2 separate regions of the Homo sapiens genome follow, and region 1 is linked to region 2. A link is an interaction called in ENCODE POLR2A ChIA-PET data of the cell type or tissue named here. Cell type or tissue: PC-9. All regions are shown on one strand. Links, peaks and the distances in the headings refer to the core of each region. The heading gives the core; the rest is flanking DNA. Region 1 overlaps CRTC1 (CREB regulated transcription coactivator 1). Region 2 overlaps LOC124904654 (a long non-coding RNA gene).

The links. ChIA-PET counts read pairs that join two places held together with the same protein. Peaks named below come from ENCODE experiments on the same cell type or tissue, not always from the same donor. Only the 100,000 strongest peaks of a DNase experiment are listed, where the experiment ranks them.
Region 1: POLR2A ChIA-PET joins it to region 2 with 7 read pairs; 2 of 35 experiments call an interaction of 5 or more read pairs at or near these places.

Annotation. Positions count from the first base shown.
Region 1 is chr19:18,737,790-18,746,110 of GRCh38, reverse strand. It overlaps CRTC1 (CREB regulated transcription coactivator 1), which reads right to left. Exons shown (of 14, transcript NM_015321.3): 2 at 3,085-3,201; 3 at 151-288. Among named protein-coding and RNA genes, the nearest start is that of COMP, 49 kb to the left of the region's middle. In PC-9, for the core only: no CTCF peak of the experiment used is centred there; a DNase peak (open chromatin) is centred at 4,220.
Region 2 is chr19:18,328,814-18,337,134 of GRCh38, reverse strand. LOC124904654 (a long non-coding RNA gene) reads right to left here. Exons shown (of 2, transcript XR_007067158.1): 2 at 1,300-1,639. It also overlaps the pseudogene RN7SL513P. Among named protein-coding and RNA genes, the nearest start is that of PGPEP1, 7.6 kb to the left of the region's middle. In PC-9, for the core only: no CTCF peak of the experiment used is centred there; a DNase peak (open chromatin) is centred at 3,234; H3K4me3 peaks cover 1,504 bases; H3K27ac peaks cover 2,762 bases.

The sequences.
Region 1 (8,321 bases), core at 193-8,192, 410 kb before region 2:
CTGAGATCAAGCCTCCCAGATGGTGCTGCCCTGATTCTGTCCCCAGAGCTGGAAGCAGGCAGCCCTGTCAGAACCTGCTGGGTAAACTTGGGGTCCTGCCGGCACCGACAGGGCCTGGCCCCCACCCTCATCCTCTGGTGAAAAGGATATCTGCCGTCCGTGTTTGTCCACTGACAGGGGCCGGCGGTGTGGGGAGCCGAGCCGGCCACGCTCCCGGTACACCCTGTCCACCAGCCCATGGTGCCGGGTGGTCCGGCTGGTGTCCAGGCCCGAGGATTGGAAGGGGGTCTGGGGGAGGAGGAGATGGAAACAGAGAGAGAGAAATCCAAACAATGGTTACCAGCTGTGGCCCCAGCGCTGGCCCCAGAGTCTGATCGCAGGGCCCCCCACTCTGGAGCACCCTCGGCCATCGCTCCACAGCCTGGGATGGGCTTCTTCCTTCAGCCCCAGCTCCCTGGCTCTCCAAGCACTGGGGGGTAGGGAGGGGGTGTGAGCTGGGGTCCCGGGAGCCAGGGTGGCAGGGGCGTGCAGTGCAGCTGGCATGCACAGGCCAGGCAGAGCGGCACAAGCTCGGGGCCAGCGCCCGCCGGGTGCCAGGGATGTAGCCGGCCTAGGCAGCCCTCCTCCCCAGTCTCACCAGGTGCAGACAGGCCTCCGCCCTCTCTCTCCGGGCCTGGACGGCCTCCTACCCCCACCTACGTCATCCCTGGAGGGGCCTGCCAAGAGACAGCCCAGGGGCTTCCAGCCCAGGACTGTTTCGGGGCCCACCTGGCCAAGCGCGAGTTCCTGGGAGGCTTCCTTGTGGAGCCCAGGGCTGCTCTTGATTGAGACGCGGCCCCCACACACCCTCCCCCGCAGCCTCCTCCAGGCACTCCAGGCACCACCAGAGCCAAGTACAGGCGCCTTCCGGAGCCATGGCCCACTGCTTGGCTGGATGGGGCTTCCTCCCAGCACCTGGGGCTGGCACCAGGCTGGCCCTCCCCAGGCCCTGCTACATGCCCGGCCTCATGCCCCCGGGGCTGCCAGGAGCCCGCCCTGACCCTGTGTTGCCCACTTGCCATCTGACTGGGGTGAGATCAGCAGGCTCTGCCAGCTTTGGATGCAGCCAATCCCCCAGTCCGGCCATCTGGCCCCTGAGCCCTTATGCCTTCTCTGGGCAGCCGGGCAAAATGAGACTCTGATACTAAAGTGAGTCTCCTCTCCAGAAGCCTGTCCATGGCTAGGATTGCTGCTTTGTCCCAGCCTCGGCCAGAGTTCAGGGCTGACTACTGTCCCCAGCCCTGGGGACCCCCAAGTCTTTCTTCGATCCAGCATGAACTCTGCTGGTTTGGGTCTTTCCGTGGCTCTTGCCCCCAAAAGGCTGTGGGCATGGGAGACGTGGGCCTGTGACGATGAGGGTGGGAACTGTGCTGTCCAGTGCACAGGCTCCTCAGGGTAGGGGCAATTCATCTCCTTCCAGAGATGCCTTGAAGCCCAGAGGGAAACTGAGGCAGCCAAAGCCAAGTCAGAGGCAGAATGAAGCGGGGGCTGGCCACACCCGGGCTCGCCACGTCCTGCCTGCTGGCCTGGTTTGGGAGATGCGTGCACACGTGTGTGTATGTGTGTGTGTGTGTGTGTGTTTGTGTGTGTGTGTATATAGGGACGGACCATGCAGCTTTGGGGCACATGCTGGGATTCTGCTCTGCTGGACCCCAGATGGGGATGCGCGGCTATGGCATCTGCCCCAGATGGACCCCAAGAGTCCCCAGGGCCTCTCGACGCGACCATACGCACTTCCCGAGATGGGGGTGCGGAGTGGATCCATTTCCATTTGGCGGACGGGACACCTCCACCTCCCTGGGAGCCGCAGGGGCGGCCGCTTGGGGAGCTCAGGGATCCCCAGCGCCCGCACACGGGTCGGGGTCTTGCAGGCTGGCGCCGGGGACGCCGCGGCCTCAGCCTGGGGGCTCATTTACCAGAGAGACAGGAGCCGCTGCCAGGGCCTCCCCCAGAAATCCGCTGGGCTGAAAATGCAAAGAACCGAGACTTTGAGACGCTGCTGCCTTGCCTGGCCCCAAAGGCGGGATGCGTGGGACCTCCCCCCGGGCTGTGGGCCTCGGGCGACAGACACCCAACAGGGTCCTGTGCCCCTCAGCCCCACTCAGGCTGAGCTTGCAAGGTGCCCAGAGAGAGACTCTCCTCCAGGGAAGAGGGGACAGGAGAAACAGGAAAGGGAGAGAAGGGCAGGAGGGGAGAAAACCTGGCCAGGAAGGGCTGTGACAAAGAACACGCCCAGCATCAGTGATGGCCCGCACTCTGTATGCCGGAGGAGGCGCACCGTGGTGGCCAGCCCAAGGATCCCTGCCCTGTCCAGCGGCGGTGCAGGTGGCGGTGGAGCTGGTGGGTGACTTGGGAGGGGCCCCGGCTCCATCTGGCCTGTCAGTGGCCATGGCTGTGTCCGAGGTGGTTTTCTCAGCCACAGAGTAGGTGTGACCCCCCCCCAGGGGGACCTGTCCATGCAGAGCCCAGACACCGTCCTGGGGGTGGCCCTGATTCATAGGCCAGCTCCCTCGGCCCCACCCCATCCCCATCTCCACCCGCAGACCAGGGACAGGGAAGAGGGCCGCTGTGGGCCTTATCTCCTGTTTACGATAAGGCTGTGCACGGCGGCTGTGCGGCCTGCGGGAGCCGCGCTGTGTGGGCCTCTGCCAAGAAACGTTTGCAGACAAGTGGGGTCAGGCCGCCGGGCCTCCTTCTGAGAATTGCTGGGCTTGCGGATTAGTGAGGCAGGACAGAGCCAAGCCCCAGTGGCCCCGAGCGGTTCCCGCTGCCGCACAGCCGGCCAACAGGTGTAGCGGCTGCCGAAATGCTGGAGGCCAGATGGAGGGCTCGCCTCGGGGTCTGCTGATGGGGAATGGGCTGCGGGGGCACCCTGGTGGGGCCACTCTGCTTCCTCTGGTTCCCAGGGCAGACAAGGAGAAGGCAGTGGTTGGGTGGGCTCCGCCAACTGTCTGATAACCCCAGCTGTCCTCAATGTCTGGCCCCCAGTGGGAGGCTGGGGGAAGCTCCCCACAATGGGGCAGGGCCAGGGGGCGGGGCACTCACCTGGAAGGGCAGGTCCATGGTGCCACTCCCGATCTGGTTCACGTTGGGCAGGGACCCGCCATAGTACTGGCCTCGGCTGGGGCCCAGTTGCAGGTACTGGGATTTCTGGAGCTGGAGCTGCGAGAGAGAAGCCAGCAGCTGCGGGAGGGGTCACCTCCCAGGCTCACCTCAGAGTGCCAGCCCCAAAGGCACAAAAAGACCCAAGTGGTGGGATTGACAGCCTAAGTGCAGAAGTTTGCAGGACCTCATGACCCAGATGCTTAAGGAAACCAGGTGTCCCTCCACCAAAAATGGCAGAATCAGAAACCCGAGGTGCCGGGACGGCTCCCCAGGCGGGGCAATGCACCATGCAGAAACCCATGACCGTGAACCTGGGGAGCTGGCTGCCTTGCTGCTGATTCGGTCAGTCAGTGAATGGGCAAGAGAGGCACTGGCGGGCCTGCAGCCTGCCAAGGAGGCCCCTCACCAGCCCAGGGGAGCCATTTCTTATCACGGCCAGAGGCTGTGACTTGGCAGGCCAGGCGGCTTCCCACTGGCCTGAATCGGAGGAAGCTGTCTCAGAAGCGTGGTGATGGCCTTCAAAGCGTGGGACTTGTGATCCCGACGGCAGCCCACACAGAGCCAGGGCAGCCAAGTCAGTCCCCCAGACCCAGCTTGAGTTCTAGAGGGTCCTGAGCCCCATGTTCCTTCCTCATGGTCCTTCCCAGCCTCTTGGGGGCTGGGCCCAGCTGAGCGCCTTCATCTCAGCTGCATCCCTGCTTCCCACTCCCTGATGGCATCGGGGCACAGAACCAGGGGCCAGGAGCTCCCTGATGGGTCACGCTGACTCTGAACAGGGCTGGAAGCTGGCCTCCTCCCCTTCATGTGGCTGATGCTGATTTGCCAGTAACAGAGGCCCCTGACCCATGTGGCACGACCCGAGGCCCTTGGGGATGCTGGTCCATGATGCCTGCCATGCAACTGGGGGAGGCAGCCACCGTGAGGAGAGGTGGGGCTGGGCAGGCAGGAAGGAGGGGTGGTTGTCCACTCTGGCCCGGCAGGGGCGGTTGCTAGGGTGGACACTGTGTACACAACAAGGCCGACTCGTTCCTTACAAACAGCTCCTGGCAGTGCGTGGAGAGCTGGCTGCCCCACCGCCCCAGCTTCCTAGGGGGCCCTGGACACCGGAGGCGGAAGTAAAGCCCGGGAACTGGCCACCTGCCCGGCTGAGCACCTCGCCCAGGTAAACAGCTGTTTCCTGTGAGCTGAAGTGGAGCCGATGGTAAGATTAACCTTGTGTGTTATTGGGTGGCTCTCGAGGGCCTGGGGGTGAGGCCCAGGGTCTGTGCTGGGAGCCCTTGGTGGCCGCTGGCCAGACACATACACAATGAACATCCACAGTGTCCCTCCCAGCAGTCACACCAGATGAAACAGGCCAGCTCCGGGCTGTGGCAGAGGGAGGGGGTGTAGGGTGGGGGTCCTACAGCTCCCACCCCACACCTACCTGGGCATAGGTCGCCTGTGGCCTCCCGTGACTTTCTCCACCCTCTTCTGTGTCCAAGTAGCATGACAGAAACCTGTGCTACATTCACCTCTCACTGACTATATGGCCCTAAAGGCTGTGACCCCTCCTGGACCTGTGTCCCCGACCTAGAGTGAGTGCTACAGGCGGGTGTGAGAGGGACACACGACGTGTGACACAGCAGGTACTCATGCCACATGTGCTTTCTACACGGGCTGAGCTGCCAGCTCCCAGGAGGCCAGACATCAGGGGCAAGAACTCCCTGAAGCAGCTTTGTTTACACTATGTCCCCGGGCCACAGGAAACCTGGGATGCGGGGACAATCTACAGGACTGGGGACACACAGAACTCTCATGGTTCCCAAGCCCCATCTCTGTCCAAACCTTGCCCACAATTCCCAGCTCCTGTCCACTTTGCTGGAGGCACTCAGGCTTCGGAGCACAGCCCCTGGGCCAGGAGTGGACACTGAGTGGGGACTCTGCTTTTCTTTTTTGTTGTTGTTGTTGTTTGTTTGTTTTTTTGAGATGGAGTCTCGCTCTGTTGCCCAGGCTGGAGTGCAGTGGCGCCATCTTGGCTCACTACAACCTCCATCTCCCAGGCTCAAGTGATTCTCCTGCCTCAGCCTCCGAACTAGCTGAGACTACAGGCACCATGCCTGGCTAATTTTTTTTTTTGTATTTCTAGTAGAGACAGAGTTTTTCACCATGTTGCTCAGGCTGGTCTCAAACTCCTGACCTCAAGTGATCCACCCGCCTCGGCCTCCCAAAGTGTTGGGATTACAGGAATGAGTCACCGCGCCTGGCCTCTGCTCTTCTTTTGGGGAACCCCATGCTCATTCTTGGTTTTGCATGAGGAGTTGTACAGCAAAAGGGTTAAGCTGGCCCCAAGAGAGGTCTGACCTTTGTCCCCAGCTCCTGGGAGGTGACCTGCAGGAGAATATCCTGCCTGATAAGAGTGTCATTGTGTGCCTGAGGCCTTGGGCTATGGCAGAGTCTGCTCACACTGTGGTTTTAGGGTGGGAGTTTGGGCACATCAGCTTGACATCTGGAGGGACTAGAGACAGGTTGGCCATGAGGGTGGTCAGCCACGTCTACAGGACCAGCCCCCAGTACAGACCCTGGACATGCAGGCCAGGGGAGCTTCTGCGGCTGGCAGTGCTCCATGCTGGGAGAATTACGCACTGTTCACATGAGGGGCTGACTGGAGGTTCTGGCCTGGTTTCTCCTGGACCCTGCCCATCTGCCTCTTCCCTTGGGTGATTTTTTTTTTTTTTAAGATGGAGTCTAGCTCTGTCATCCAGGCTGGAGTGCAGTGGCACTATCTCGGCTTACTGCAACCTCCACTTCCAGGGTTCAAGCGATTCTCTCACCTCAGCTTCCTGAGTAGCTGGGATTACAGGTATGCAACACCACACCCAGCTAATTTTTGTATTTTTAGTAGAGACGGAGTTTCACCACGTTGGCCAGGCTGGTCTTGAACCCCTGACCTCAAGAGATTCGCCCGCCTCAGCCTCCGAAAATGCTGGGGTTACAGGTGTGAGCCACCACACCCAGCCTCCCTTGGGTAATTTTAATGTGTCCTTTCGCTGCAATAAACCATAAGCATGAACAAAACGGCTTCTGGGGAGTCCTTCCAGTGAATTTTCTAGCCAGAGGGTGGGCACGGAGACTCCTGAGTCTGCAGGAGCTGACTTTCCTCCCCAGCCTGGCTGGAACCCCTGGGAGCAGGGTCCTCCTTTCTCTGGGGTCTCAGGGTGGTGGGACGCCAGCTTGGGCTCTGCCCCCACAGACCTCTGGCCTCAGCTGGAAGAACGGCCAGATGTCACTGCACTGCAGGCAACATCACAGCTTTTCTCATCGCCACATCACAGTCCCCTGCCCCCCACCATGCTGTGCTCCCCAAACCACTGAGACCCTGAGGACGAGCTCCGTGAACCCAGCAGCCAGCCCAGGACCCGCTGCTCAGCAGCGCCTGCCGGCGGAATCCACAAGTGAACAAAGATGTGAGGGGGTGAATGAATGAATGAATGGACGCTGCTGCACCTCCTCCACAGCTGACTTCACAAGCCAGGTGACAGGCCCGTCTGGAGGCTGTACAAGCACTTAAGATTAAAACCCAGGAGGCCTCAGGCGGCAGCTTGGCCACCCCCTTCCTCAGCTGGCCCAGGCAACACAAGCCACCTCAAGGTGTAACCCTCACTTGGAGCCAGCGGCTAGCTCTGGAGGGAGCTCCTGGGATGCCACAGCAGCTCCAGCCTGCCCTACACAGAGGCTCGGGGCTGACCTGGGACTCAGGTGTCCCATCTCCACACCATCCCCATGGCTGTCAACAAGCGGGGCGACAGGTGAAACAGCTGAGGCCTGGAGAAGGCGTCCGGTAGGAGTCGGGAAAACTGCAGCTCCCAGGGCGCCCCTCACTCATGGCCTGTGGGCCAGATAGATGGGCATCTGGTCCTGGCTGCCTGGCTGTGAGAGTGGACCCCACTGGCGATTTGGAGGGCCCTGCTGAGGGTGGGTGGGCTTTGCCTCCAGCCTCCCCAGCCTCACTCCCTCCAGCCGCCCAAGCCCCAAAGTGCCCCCAGCTTGTCCTTTCCCCACTGACCCCTCATGCAAGGCCTGACGGCCCCTCCTTAGAGGGGCATCCCCAACACCCCTGCTCAAGAAGCAGCCCCCCAAGTCACAATCGCACCAGCCTCTGGCTTTGTTGTTGTTGTTGTTGTTGTTTTGAGACGGAGTCTCCCTCTTGTTGCCCAAGCTGGAGTGTAATGGCGCGATCTCGGCTCACTGCAACCTCTACCTCCTGGGTTCAAGCGATTCTCCTGCCTCAGCCTCCTGAGTAGCTGGAATTACAGGCGTGCCACCACACTCAGACAATTTTTGTATTTTTAGTAGAGATGGGGTTTCGCCATGTTGGCCAGGCTGGTCTCAGACCCCTGACCTCAGGTGATCCGCCTGCCTCAGCCTCCCAAAGTGCTGGGATTACAGGAGTGAGCCACTGGGCCTGGCTCAGCTCTCCTTTCTCTTACAATTAAAGAGAAAGGCCCACCCTAATCCAGGACGGTCTCATCTGGAGGCCCTATTTCCAACTACAGTTGACCCTGAGACAACACGGGGATTGGGGAGCTGACCCTCATGCGGCCAAAAATCCAAGTATAATTTTTTTTCTTTTTATAGTTTTTACTTCTATTTATTTATTCATTTATTTATTTTGAGACAGGCTCTCACTCTGTCACCCAGGCTGGAGGGCAGTGGCACAATCACACCTCACTGCAGCCTTGGCTTCCCAGGATCAGGTGATCCTCCCACTTTGGCCTCCTGAGTATCTGGGGCCACAGGCACAAACCACCATGCCTGGCTAATTTTTAACTTTTGTAGAGATGGAGTCTCACTATGTTGACCAGCTGGTCTCCAACTCCTGGCTTCAAGCAGTCCTCCCACCTCAGCTTCCCAAAGTGCTGGGATTAGAGGCATGAGCCACCGTGCCCCACTCCAGTATAACTTCTGACTCCTCCAACACTTAACTAATAGCCTACTGTTGACTGGAAGCCTCACTGATAATATGAGTCAATTAAGACAGATTTGGTATGTTATACGTATTACATACTGTATTCTTACAATAAAGCTAAAGAAAAGAAAATGATACTAAGAAAATCATTAAGGAAGAGAAAATGTTTGCTATTTGTGAAGTGGAAGGGGATTATCCCAAAGGTCTTTGTCCTCACCGTCCTTCACGTAGA
Region 2 (8,321 bases), core at 148-8,147:
GGAGGAACTTTTTTTTTTGAGACTGTCACCCAGGCCGGAGTGCAGTGGCACGATCTTGGCTCACTGCAGCCTCTGTCTCCCAGGTTCAAGTCATTCTTCTGCCTCAGCCTCCCAAATAGCTGGGACTACAGGTGCACGCCACCATGCTTGGCTAATTTTTGTATTCTTAGTAGAGATGGGGTTTCTCCATGTTGGCTAGGCTGGTCTCAAACTCCTGACCTCAAGTGATCTGCCCGCCTCGGCCGGGGTTGGGGGGCAGTGGTTTGTAGTAACATGTACATAACATAAAATTTACCATCTTAAGCATACCCTTGGGTAGCATTAAGTACGTTCACATTGTTGTGGAACCATTACCACCATCCATCTCCAGAACTTGTTCTTCCCAAACAAGCTCCATACCTATTAAACGCTCCCTCCCTATTCCCCTCCCTCAGCCCCTAGCACCCAACATTCCACTTTCTGTCTCTATGAATTGGATGACTGTGGCTGGGTGTGGTGGCCCATGCCTATAATCCCAGCACTTTGGGAGGCTGAGGCAGGTGGATTGCTTGAGGCCAGGAGTTCAAGACCAGCCTGGCCAACATGGGAAAACCCTGTCTCTTAAAAATACAAAAATATTAGCCAGGCATGGTGGTGAAACGGGAAAGGTTCCCTTGTTCCCCTCGCAGGGTGGGCGATGGGGGTGTGGCTTGCTTCTGAAGTGCTCCTCTACTCAGACCTCTAGGGGAGCATATAGATGGGCAGGCTGTGGGACTCTGACCCCACAGCAGTGTCCGGGGTGAATGTTTACAGCTCCTGAAGCCCCAGGGGGCGTGTGTTACAGGTTGCTTTTTTTAGTTTGCCATCTATAGGCAGCTTACCAGCTCAGTTAGATCCTCTACCTTGTCACAAGGACAGAGGGATTTCTTTTCTTTTTTTCTTTTCTTTTCTTTTTTTTTTTTTTTGAGACAGACTCTCGCTCTGTCCCCTAGGCTGGAGTGCAGTGGCTTGATCTTGGTTCACTGCCATCTCCGCCTCCCGGGTTCAAAGTGATTCTCCTGCCTCAGCCTCCCAGGTAGCTAGGACTACAGGTGACCGCACCCTTACCTGGCTAATTTTTTTTATTTTTAGTAGATATGGGGTTTCACCATGTTGGCCAGGCTGGTCTCAAACTCCTGACCTTGAGTGATACACCCACCTAGGCCTCCCAAAGTCCTGGGATTACAGGCATGAGCCACTGCGCCCAGCCCAGACAGAGGGATTTTAGTATCCTGGGGTTTCTTGCCTTGGTGTACCAGAAGAATGAGATCACACCTGGGCTTGGAGAATGAGTATGAAGTTTTATTGAGTGGAAGTAGCCCTCAGTAGATGGGGGAGCGAGAAGGGAGATGGTCTTTCTCTGGAGTTGGGTCGCTAGGCGGCCCCAGCTCTCCTCTGACTGCCCAGGCCAAACTCAGCCTAGTTCCACTGGTCGACTACCCGCCTGCATGCCAGTGTGCCCTTCCGCGAGCGTGCTCCCTCGACGTCCTCTCGCTGTCCAGCCACTTGTATCTTCTTCCATGGATGTGTACGTCAAGACGTCCAGCAGCTTGTGTGTCTGCCCGCTAGGGTCTCGGGTTTTTATAGGCACAGGATGGGGGCGTGGCGGGCCAGTGTGGTCCTGGAAAATGCAATATTTGGGCACGAAGGCGGGAGTGCGGATCCTCACCTAGGTCTCTGGGGGTGGAGCCCTAGCCAGGGACCAGGCCCTCCTTTACCCCGCACTTCCCTTCCCTATCATTTAAAGGCACCACGCTCCCCCCATCCCAGCACTCCCGTATCAGTGGCACATGCCTGTGATTCCAGCTACTTTGGAGGCTGAGGCAGGAGAATCGCTTGAATTCAGGCGGCAAAGATTGCAGTGAGCCAAGATCGCACCACTCCGCTCCAGCCTGAGCGACGGAGCGAGACTCTGTCTCAATGAATAAATAAATAGGCCACACGCGGTGGCTCACGCCTGTAATCCCAGCACTTTGGGAGGCCGAGGCGGGCGGATCACGAGATCAGGAGATCAACACCATCCTGGCTAACACGGTGAAACCCTGTCTCTACTAAAAATACAAAAAATTAGCAGGGCATGGTGGCGGGCACCTGTAGTCCCAGCTACTCAGGAGACTGAGGCAGGAGAATGGCGTGAACCCGGGAGGCGGAGCTTGCAGTGAGCCGAGATCACGCCACTGCACTCCAGCCTGGGAGACAGAGCGAGACTCCATCTCAATAAAATAAAATAAAATAATAAAAATAAATAAATAATAAAATAAATGGCCGGGCACGGTGGCTCACACCTGTAATCTCACCACTTTGGGAGGCCAAGGCGGGTGGATCATTTGAAGTCAGGAGTTCAAGACCAGCCCGGCAAACATGGTGAAACCCTATCTCTACTAAAAATACAAAAATCAGCCAGACATGGTGGTGCATGCCTGTAATCCTAGCTACTCAGGAGGCTGAGGCAGGAGAATCGCTTGAATCTGGGAGGTGGAGGTTGCAGTGAGCCGAGATCGCACCACTGAACTCCAGCGTGGGCAACGGAGCGAGAGTCTGTCTCAAAAAAACAAACAAACAAAAAACAATGCTGTGAAGCCTGACGCAGAGGCTCATGCCTGTAATCCAGCAGTCCCCAATCTTTTTGGCACCAAGGACTGGTTTTATGGAAGACAATTTTTCCATGCACTTGGGGGTTGGGGGGGATGAAGATGTTTTCAGGATGAAACTGTTCCACCTCAGATCATCAGGCATTAGATTATCATAAGGAGTGCACAATCTAGATCCCTCACATGTGCAGTTCACAATAGGGTTCACACTCCTATGAGAATCTAATGCTGCTGCTGCTGGTCTGGCAGAAGGCGGAGCTCAGGAGATACTGGGGAGTGATGGGTACTGGCTGTAAATACAGATGAAGCTTCACTGGTTTGCCCGCTGCTCACCTACTGCTGTGCGGCCTGGTTCCTAACAGGCCACAGACTGGTACCAGTCCTTAGCCCAGGGGTTGGGGACCCCTGCTGTAATCCCAGCGCTTTGGGAAGGTGAGGTGGGAGGATTGCTTGAGGCCAGGAGTGTGAGACCAGCCAGAGCAACAGAGCAATACCTATCTAAAAAAAAACCAAACAAACAAAAAAATGCTAAATAGAGCAAAACCTGCCAAGCTGGATGTTGGTTTGCAAAACAAGCTGCATTTTTTAAATGTATCTCTTTTTTTTTCTAGAGAGAATCTTGCTCAGTCACCCAGGCCGGAGTGCAGTGGTGCAATCTTGGCTCACCCCACCTCCCAGGTATAAGCAATTCTTGTGCCTCAGCCTCCGGAGTAGGTGGGGCCACAGGCGCAGGTCATCATGCCCGGCTAATTTTTTTTTTTTTTTTTGTATTTTTGTAGAGACAGAGTTTCACCGCCTGGCTAATTTTTTTTTTTTTGGTATTTTTGTAGAGACAGAGTTTCACCGTACTGGTCTGGAATTCCTGACCTCAAGTGATCCGCCTGCCTCAGCCTCCCAAAGTGCTGGGATTACAGGCATAAGCCACTCGCCCAGCCTAAAATTTATCTTTTTTAGAGACAGGGTCTCACTCTGTCGACCAGGCTGGAGTGCAGTGGCTAGTCACAGGCATGATCCCGCTACGGATCAGCACTGGAGTTTTGACCATCTCCGTTTCCAACCTAGGCTGGTTCACCCCTCCTTGGGCAACCTGGTGGTTCCCTGCTCCGGGAGGTCACCATATTGATGCCAGACTTAATGTGGACACCCAATCAGCACAGTGCGCTACAGCCCACAACTCCTGGGCTCGTGTGATCCTCCTGCCTCAGCCTCCCGAGTAGTTGGGATCACGGATGTGTATCGCTGCGCTGGGCAGAAGCTACATTTTTCTCTAGCCTCCCACCTCCACAACCCAGGGAAGTTTGGGGAGCTTCTGAGGACTAAGGCCACCCTGAACCCAAGCCCTAGGGAGCCAGGTGGGGGAAGGCAGGACTCATGGACTCTGCACCGGCGCTCAGATCCTGCCCCTGGGGGCTCCAAGCCTCTCTGGGCTTTGCCAGTTGCTAATAGGAGTGGCCTTGGAAGGGAGGGAGATTTGGAGCTCATGGGGACGACACGGCTCTGCGTTAGGGCTCTGTCCTTTTGGCTCTGTCAGAGTAAACCAAGCCCAGTTTGAGGACTGCAGGGGGCCTCATGGCCATGGTAGGGAGAGAGATGTCTGGGCAGACATGCATTCTTTGTTGTTGTTGTTGTTGTTGTTTTTTAAACACAGTCTCGTTCTTGTCACCCAGGCTGGAGTGCAATGGCACGATCTCGGCTCATTGCAACCTCTGCCTCCCAGGTTGAAGCAATTGTCCTGCCTCAGCCTCCCGAGTAGTTGAGATTACAGTTGTCTGCCACTACGCCTGGTTACTTTTTTGTATTTTCAGTAGAGACAGGGTTTTGCCATGTTGGCCAGGCTGGTTTCAAACTCTTGACCTCAGGTGATCCACCTGCCTTGGCCTCCCAAAGTGCTGGGATTACAGGCATGAGCCACCGTGGCTGGCCCAGACATGCATTCTTAAAGGATGAATGTGTCCTTTTTCTCCAGGCGGTGTCTGGAGATAGTGAAGCCTTTGGGGAGCTCAGGCTAGAAGACAAGGCTCATACTTGGGAGGTGGAGGCAGGAGGATGAGTTGAGTCCAGGAATTCAAGACCAGGCTGTGCAACCCTATCTCTACAAAAAATTTTAAAATCACCCGAAGGTGGTAGCGAGCTCATCAGGTCCCAGGTTCTCAGGAGGCTGAAACAGGAGGATCACTTGAGTCCAGGAGTTCAATGCTGCAGTGAGCTATTATCCTTTTATTTATTTTTTTTTTTTGAGATGGAGTCTCACTCTGTTGCCCAGGCTGGAGTGCAGTCGTGTGATCTTGGCTCTCTACAACCTCCACCTCCCAGGTTCAAGTGACTCTCCTGCCTCAGCCTCCCAAGTAGCAGGGATTACATGCACGCGCCATCACACTTAGCTAATTTTTGTATTTTTAGCAGAGATGGGGTTTCACCATGTTGGCTAGGCTAGTCTCGAACTCTTGGCCTCAAGTGATCTGCCCACCTCAGCCTCCCAAAGTGCTGGGATTACAGGTGTGAGCCACCGCACCTGGCCTGAGCTACCATCTTGCCACTGCACTCCAGCCTGGGCAACAGAGTGAGACCCTGTCTCAAACAACAACAACAAAAAGACTAGGCCCACAGATGTGCTTTTGGTGGTCAGCCACTGCCCATGGCCCCTGCTCCCACATCCAGCCCTGGCCCGCCCCTTGGAGGGTATATTTACTGCTCCACTCCCCACTCCTGCCTCTCCCTCTTTTCGCCTGGAGTAGTTTGAACGTTGAGGCTGGGTCTTCTTTCCCTTTAGTCTGTGCCAGCACACAGTAGGTGCACAATTAATGCGCGGGGGCAGAGATGTGTGCAGGATGAAGGGGGGCTGGATCCAGCAGTCTCCGTGCCCATCTAAGGAACTTCTACCAGGCCACTGGGCGTAGGTGGACAGTGGAGGAAGTTTCAAGACCCCACTTGAGGGGGTCTTTCTGAGACTCTGTCTTAAAAAAAAAAAAAAAAGAAAGAAAGACCCCATGGCTGGGTGCAGTGGCTCACGCCTGTAATCCCAGCACTTTGGGAGGCTGAGGCAGGTGGATCACCTGAGGTCGGGAGTTCAAGACCAGCCTGACCAACATGAAGAAACCCGGTCTCTACTAAAAATACAAAATTACCCGGGCGTGGTGACACATGCCTGTAATCTCAGCTACTCAGGAGGTTGAGGCAGGAGAATTGCTTGAACCCAGGAGGCAGAAGTTGCAGTGAGCTGAGATCACGCCACTGCACTCCAGCCTGGGCAACAAGAGCGAAACTCCGTCTCAAAATAGTAAAAACAAAAACAAAAACAAAACAAAACAAAACAAAACCCATTTGAGGAATCTCTGCTTCTTCTGACTCTGGGATATGAAGGCGGCCAAGGACAGGGGCAAATGAACCTCTGTTCTTTGGTTGCCTGCACCCCAGGAATGCACTGGGCAAGGTACAAATGATATTTTGTTTCAGCTCAGGTGGCCATGGATCAGGAAGGGCCTGATCCATGTGAGGCTCCTGGTTCCCCGGATGGGAGAGGGTCACTGCCTTGACCAGCGAAGCGCAACCCAGGAGGGTGTCTGCGTTTCCTTTTTTTTTTTTTTTGGAGACGGAGTTTCACTCTTGTTGCCCAGGCTGGAGTGCACTGGCGCGATCTCAGCTCTTTACAACCTCCACCTCCTGGACTCCAGCGATTCTTCTGCCTCAGCCTCCCAAACAGCTGGGATTGCAGGTGATCACCACCATGCCCAGCTAATTTTTGTATTTTTAGTAGAGATGGGGTTTCACCATGTGGACCAGGATGGTCTTGATCTCTTGATCTCGTGATCCGCCCGCCTTGGCCTCCCAAAGTGCTGGGATTACAGGCGTGAGCCACCTCGCCTGGCCCAGCTAATTTTTTTTAAAAAAACCTGCTATTTACTTATTTACTTTTAAGATGGAGTCTCACTCTGTTGCCCCGGCTGGAGTGCAATGGCGTGATCTCAGCTCACTGCAACCTCTACCTCCCAGGTTCAAGCGATTTTCATGCCTCAGCCCCCCAAGTAGCTGGGATTACAGGCACACGCCACCATGGCTGGCTAGTTTTTGTACCTTTAGTAGAGACGGGGTCTTGCCATGTTGGGCTAGGCTGGTTTTGAATTCCTGACCTTAAGTGATCCACCCGCCTTGGCCTCCCAAAGTGTTGGGATTACAGGTGTGAGGCACTGCGCCCAGCAAAATATTGCTCTTTTAGAATTGGCGATATTGCTGTGAGGCCCTGGCATGGTGGTTCCCTTCACCCGAAAGACTTCCTTAGTAGAAATGTTCAGAAATGGATTGCTGAGCTGAAGGGTGTGATACTTTTATAGCTTTTGAGATATAATACCAACTTTTTTCCCATTTAAAAGGAAACACATGTTTGCCAGTTTCATCACAACCTTGCCAGTACTGGCTTTTATGCTGTTCTTTTTTTTTTAGTAGTGGGTAGGGTATTTTTGTTAGTTGGAGACGTACATTGATCTAGACTTCTTAGGTTTCTGCTGGAAGAAATACAATTTTTTTTTTTTTGAGACAGAGTTTTGCTCTTGTTGCCCAGGCTGGAGTGCAATGGCATGATCTCGGCTGACTGCAACCTCTGCCTCCTGGGTTCAAGTGATTCTCCTGACTCAGCCTCCTGAGTAGCTGGGATTACGGGCACCCACCACCACGCCTGGCTAATTTTTGTATTTTTAGTAGAGACAGGGTTTTGCCATGTTGGCCAGGCTGGTCTCGAACTCCTGACCTCAGGTGATCCACCCGCCTTGGCATCCCAAATTGCTGGGATTACAGGTGTGAGCCACTGTGCCCGGTCAGAAATATAATTTAAGCTGGATCCAGAATAGGATTTTGGTTAGTGGAATACGGAAGAATGAAGATTTATGAAGCATCAGATACAGCTGGGCTCAGGCTTAGACACGGCCATGACTCTGCAGTGAAGAAATGGCCATGGCTATACCTGACTGTGATCGCCGATCACTCCAGCTCTGCAATCCCAAAACCATCCCAAGGAAGATTTTTTTTTTTTTTTTCATAGGATCTCGCTCTGTCACCCAGGGTAGAGTGCAGTAGCATGATCATGGCTCACTGCAGCCTCGAAATCCCAAGCTCAAGCCATCTTCCCATCTCAGCCTCCCAAGTAGTTGGAATTACAGGCACGTGCCACCACGCCCAGCTAATTCTTCTTAAGTTTTTTTTGGAGAGATGAGGTCTCGCTATGTTCCCCAGGCTGGTCTCGAACTCCTGGGCTCAGGTGATCCACCGGCCGGCCTCCCAAAGTGCTGGGATTACAGGCATCAGCCACCATGCTCAGCCAGCCAGGGAAGCCTTCTGATTGCCCCAGCCTGGGTCATGCATTCATGATGATAGGGGAGGGTAAACTGTCCTGAACAGCCCCAAATAGAGCCCCAGGAAACCTCTTAGGTCCTTGCTCCTACAAGTCAAAGTTGAGAGGGCTGAAACAAGCAATTACAACATGGCATAAACCAGGCAATGATGGAAATCAGTGGAGGGTACTAAAGTTCAAAGTATAAGAGAAGGAATGATTAGCTTTTGAGCAAGGCAGCTAAGGAAGAGTTCACAGAGCAGATATGCATTAGTACTGGCTCTTTTGCCAGGGACAGACTGCAAATTCCAAGTGGATGAAGCAATTAAAAAAAACTTCTTGGGCTCATTTAAGCTCATCATAGCTGTGGCTTCAACTATAGCTGGATCCAG